Linked DNA regions of Mus musculus: region 2 is linked to region 1. Evidence: chromatin contacts called from ENCODE POLR2A ChIA-PET data. All regions are on one chromosome and are shown on one strand. Each heading gives the region's core, a stretch centred on a gene start or an enhancer-like site at or near the end of the contact. The rest is flanking DNA. Distances are from core to core; before and after follow the strand shown. Region 1 holds the start of Snx15 (sorting nexin 15). Region 2 holds the start of Sf1 (splicing factor 1).

The links. ChIA-PET counts read pairs that join two places held with the same protein, here RNA polymerase II (POLR2A).
Region 2: POLR2A ChIA-PET joins it to region 1 with 14 read pairs in embryonic stem cell. The contact joins the promoter of Sf1 here to the promoter of Snx15 in region 1. POLR2A ChIA-PET finds 5 or more read pairs at or near these places in 2 of 5 experiments (Patski and embryonic stem cell).

The regions. Positions count from the first base shown.
Region 1 is chr19:6,126,899-6,129,598 of GRCm38, forward strand. Snx15 (sorting nexin 15) reads right to left here and starts at 1,362. Exons shown (of 8, transcript NM_026912.2): 1 at 1,151-1,362. The coding sequence starts at 1,249.
Region 2 is chr19:6,362,400-6,365,154 of GRCm38, forward strand. Sf1 (splicing factor 1) reads left to right here and starts at 1,291. Exons shown (of 13, transcript NM_001110791.1): 1 at 1,291-1,719. The coding sequence starts at 1,689. It overlaps Gm14966 (predicted gene 14966), which reads right to left and starts at 1,311. Exons shown (of 3, transcript NR_168058.1): 1 at 1,208-1,311.

The sequences.
Region 1 (2,700 bases), core at 112-2,611:
CTAGCACTGGAAAAAAAAAACAACTCTATGCATGTGTAAGGCATGTGACTAGATCTAAAAGGCTAACAGGAAGACATAAGGGTTCTGAATGCCTTGTCATCCTTTCTACCCTCCGGCATCTTCCTAGAGACAATTATTATATTTGTATTTTTTGGCATGAAAAAGTAAACCCCCGGAACACTCTTGACGTATCTAAGACTCTGACTTAGATTGCTTTGGGAGCGACTTGTATGTGTTTGCTTCCTTTTAACAGTCGACAAGCCACTAATCAAACAGTTGCCAAGTTGAAAAAAATTTAAGTACAAGAAAATATATAGTCAGTCTTTCCGCAGCAACCCGGTTTCTCCCATTGGAGACCTCCATAGTTACCTTGGGTAAAATTCTAAAAGCATTCTTTCATGCTGATGTTTCTACGAGCTCATTCTAAGTTTTATTGTTACAAACACCAATTTCAGCTTATTGACTTCCTTATCTGTTAAGACCAGTCTTTTTTTTTTTTTGCGTGAGTTTTTAAAACCACACAAATTATATATATATAATATATAAATAGTATAATAAAATTATATGTGTATATGTGTATATACACACACACATACATTTAAACTTTTAAAGAGCTTTTTTTATAGTTGGTCCTGGTGGTGCACGCCTTTAATCATAGCACTTGGGAGGCAGATGCAGGAGGGTCTCGGTGACTTCCGGGCCAGTCTAGTTTACATCGTGAGTTCGCAAAAGCCAGGGCTGTCTCAAAAAAAGAAAAGATAGATAAATAAAAAGGTGGTGGTGGGGCTTTTACGGATCAAGCAGGGAAAATTACCAAAAGTTACTCTAAGCGATTAGAGAAGGAATATTTAGGTTAATCCGGAGTTTTCTTGCTTTGAGAAATTCGTAGACCGCATCTAGACATCACCAACAACAGAGAGGGGGTACCGGGCCAAGCGCAGAGCCAAGCTCCACAGACTTTAAAAAATGACCCTTAGCCCCGCCCCAGGAGGTGAGGCGCCTTAAATCTTCTGTCTCAGGCGCCTCTTAAAGGGGAAATCTATTTGTGTAGGCCAAACCGCGACCTCCTTGAAGCTCTTTGCCTTTAAGGTACAGCACGGATCCGGAGCTGCTTAAAAGGGTAATGCTCCCCCGCTGGGTCCCACCTCACCTGAGCGGTTACTTTGTACTCTGTGTAACCCTTGGGGTGGGTCCTAGGGTCCGAGACTGTGTAGTGTCGCAGGAAGTCATCCTTCGCTTGGCGCGACATGACAGCGGAGCCGGTCGCCGGCTCCTCCTCCTGCACGTCGCCCCCGCTCCCCGCGTGTTGAGCCTACTGCCACTGCCAGGATCCGGCCTGCGCCCTTCTTCAGGCCCAGGGACCTAGTCGCAAGTGACACAACCGTTCTTGGCTTGGGGGCGTGGCTAAGGGAGTGTCTGACAAGTTCTAGGTCATTGGTAAAGCGGAGTTCTAGGTAGAGACTAAGGATTGGTTGTTTGGGAGAGGATTTACCAGCTGGCATCCTGGCATGTGATTGAACCCACTTCCCCCTAACGTAAACCCTCCTTACAGACCTCCGAAACGTTTCTTTATTTATCTTCTTTACACTCATCCAGCCTCTTATTTATGAATTATTTTAAGCTAAGATCTCTGCTGTGTTGACCAACTTCTGGGCTTAAAATATTCTCCTACCTAAGCCTCCTGAGTATCTGGAACTTCAGGTGCTTGGCATAGGGTCTAACCCATGCAACTTTTATTGTGTTCAAAATGTGCCTAGCAGAGCCAAGTTCCCTGCCTCCCTGTGCGGATTGGGGGGTGGGGGGAACGACACACACTGACATTTTCTGATGCTGAAAAAACTGGATAGTGACAGAGGCTCTGAAATCACAACACTTACACGTATTTGAATTCCCCTTAACTGCTTCAAATTTGGGGAGGTTGGACGTTGAGATGATCTCATGTAGCCCAGTTTGGCCTCAGACTCTCTATGTAGTTGAGGCTGGCCTTGGATTTCTGACCCTCCAATTTCCATCTCCCAAATGCTGAAATCCTTGGTAAGCATTACATTTCCCTCTTGTAACTGCATGCATCTAGTTTTTCATCTATGGAAAGTGGTACCTGACACAGTATCTTCTGTAACAGATCAGATCAAGAGGCATGCTGGCACAACACAGGGATAGCGAAAACCCAACACCAATTGATCAAGGCCAAATTGGTGTGGAAGATTATCACTAAACATAGATTGCAGCACATCCCACCACTACCAGAAATCCCATCTTCAAATAGGAAAGAGTGGATAAAAGAACCATTAAGGGTTGGAGAGATGGCTCAGCGGTTGTGAGCACTGACTGCTCTTCCAAAGGTTCTGAGTTCAAGTCCCAGCAACCACATGGTGGCTCACAGCCATTCATAATGAGGTATGACGCCCTCTTCTGGGGTGTCTGAAGACAGCTACAGTGTGCTGTAAATATAATACATGTAAATATGTAAATATAATAAATAAATAAATCATTAAAAAAAAGAACCATTAAAAAATCTGAGGTGAGATGGCTCAGCAGTTAAGAGCACTGACTGCTCTTCCAAAGGTCCTGAGTTCAAATCCCAGCACCCACATGGTGGCTCACAACCATCTGTAATGAGATCTGACTCCCTTTTCTGGGGTGTCTGAAGACAGCAACAGTGTACTTACATATAATAAATAAATAGATCTTTTTTTTTTT
Region 2 (2,755 bases), core at 41-2,540, 240 kb after region 1:
TTTGCTCTTTCTCTGTTCTATGGCCATTTCCTCCCTACCTGTCATAGTCTGTTGACTTGTACCATCCACCATACTTGAGTTTCTTATCTTTGTAGTCTCTTTATTCCTAGATTACTCCAAACCTTCTGTTGTCTACATGTCTACTTTTCTACATCATTTTAAAAGATTACTTAGTCTTATGTATATGGGTGTTTTGTCTGCATATAAGTCTGTGCACCATATATATGCAGTGCCTGTGAGGCCAGAAGAGGGTTCTGATATCCTGGGACTGAAGTTACGGATGGTTGTGAGTCACCATTTAGGTTCTAGGAATCCAACCTGGGACTCTGGAAGAGTAGCCAGTGCCTGGTCTTATCTGCTATTTCTCTAGCCACTCTAATTACATATTAAACACTGTTTCCCCTACTGGGTCTAAATAACCTCTCTGTGAGAACCCTATCTATCCCCAGTTCTATTATGTTGTGCTAACCTGTTTCATTACTCTCATGTTTATTTCATGGGAAGGAATGTTTGGCCTCAGTCTCATTTACAAGTTCCCTACCATTTTTATGGGTAATTTTAAGGTACCCGAAACAAATTTCCAACGCATTGAGATTTCCCTGGAAGTGCACACTTTTAGACTAACTTTTGAAATGACTTTCTCTCCCCTCTCCAAGAAGGACTTGGAGCGCCTGACTTTTCCTTTACAAGAGTTAGTATGTGCCATTGAACCTGGATTTTTTGAGACAGATATACTGTACCCCAGGTTAGCCCCAAACTCATGTCAGCTCTCCTGTCTCAGCCTTTCAAGTTCTCGGGTGACAGGCTACTTGGCTACCTTGTACCGGAATGAAATAAAGTCTTTAAATACACCCACCAACTACCCTAGTTTTGAGCCATTTCGTAACACTATTTTTCAGAGAAAACAGGAAGTCTTTCTCTACTCTACCTGCAGCTTCGACGTATCCTGTTCGTCAGCTCGAGCCCGCCCCTTCGCCGCGGTCCCTAGTTACCTCTAGCACAATGACTAACGTCACTTAAGGCCTCCGTTCCGCCCCTCTGGGGAAGGGGGCGGGGACACGCGTGCCCTCCCTACGCATGCGCACCCCTGCTCTCCGCCTTGGTTCCGGCTTCTCCTCCCGGCTTTCTCCATTCTCGAGCGGCTGGCTCCTGGGGGAGGGGAATCGTTTCAGCCAATCGTGTGGCACTACGACGCCGAGGCGCTTACCTCCATCGGTTTCAGCCAATGAGCTAGCCGTTCTCTCACGTCACAGACTTTGCCCCCTCCTATTCCCCTGCCACTCTGGCCTCAGTCCGCGCAGTAACAAGGAGTGCGCGCTGCGACACCTCCCAGTTCCCCCGGCCCCGCCGCCATTTCGTCGCCGGGCCTAACGGTTCGGCCAATCCCGACCCATATTGAAAAGAGCCAGTGCTCCACCAATCGGAGGCCGCTGCCTCCGACCTCACCTCGGGCCGGCCCAATCCAGGCCGCGGCCCCTCCGCCCCGAGCCCGCCCCCGCGGCGTCCTTTCTCCTCCCTCTTTGTGCGTCTGGCGCCGCCGCCGCCCGCCGCGTGAGAGGACGGGCTCCCCGCGCTCTTCAGCCGCGTAGTCGGGTCCCCTCCCCCCCACCTCCAGCTCCCGGAAGGTTCGTGAAGGAGAAGTCGCCGCGGAGGACGAGGAACCGCTGCTGCCGGTCCCCTGGGGCGCCATGGCGACCGGAGCGAACGCCACGCCGCTGGGTAAGCTGGGCCTACCAGGCCTTTCCCCACTTCCTGGGCCCAGAGGCAGCTTCAAGCCCAGCCTATTGGCGCTCGGGACGCCGCTGCCGGGGGCCCTAACCACGGCCTTGTCCTTAGCGGCGGTGCCGTCACCGCCGCCGCCCCCGGCCTCGTACCCGCCATAGCAGCCGCCCCCGCGCCGCCGCCGCTCTTTTCAGCGAGGGTCGCCTCCGCGCCAGGACCAGCAGCCGGGCCAGCCCGGTGGCGGCGGAGGTGAGTCGGGCCGATAGAGCGCGAGAGTCGTCGGGCGAACCGAACCGGCCGACGGAGGGGCAACGCCACCGCGGTTGGACGCGGCGAGGACGCGCGCGCGCGCACGGGAGGCCCGGGCGGACGCGCCACGGGGAACGCGCGGCCTGGTTTGGGAGGCTTCGATTGCGCACGCGCACCGCGAGAACCAGAAGGGCGGGAGGAAGCGTTCTTCGCGCAGACGCAGTGAGGCGTTCAGGCTTTGTGGCGCAATTGTGGTAGTTTTGGAAGAAGCCACCTGTTGCCCCCTGAGCTCCTGCTATGGAGGACAGGAGAGTCAGGTCCACGGGACGACGTGGTGTGAGTGGCTCCCTTGATGGTTTTTAGCAGCCCCGTGGCAGGAGTGTCTCCTTTCACAGTGAGGCGAGTTCGGAAGGCTACTAGGGATGCTTGAGTTCGATCATTTATTAAAGGTTTTCTCCTTTTGTTTTCTAGAAGGTTCTCAGAGTGACCAGCTTTCCCCGTGCTGTTTTAAAAGGCTTTTTCTCTGGGCCTGTAATCTGAGAAGTAGAAAACCTTGTGTGGTAAATGTAGGGAAGAATGTAATAAATCAGAGTTCTGATGACAAGTGTCCACTGGTCAGGAAAACTGATCTTTCCACGAGTAAGAATGGTCATATTGAAGGATGGCATGTTTCCCACAGTAATGTGTAGCAAGAGATTTGTTGTGTACTCTTGTAGCTTGAGTTCCAATGCTTTGTGGGCCTCATTCCAGTTTCCTCTTTTCTGCCCTTTAAGGCATTCAGAAT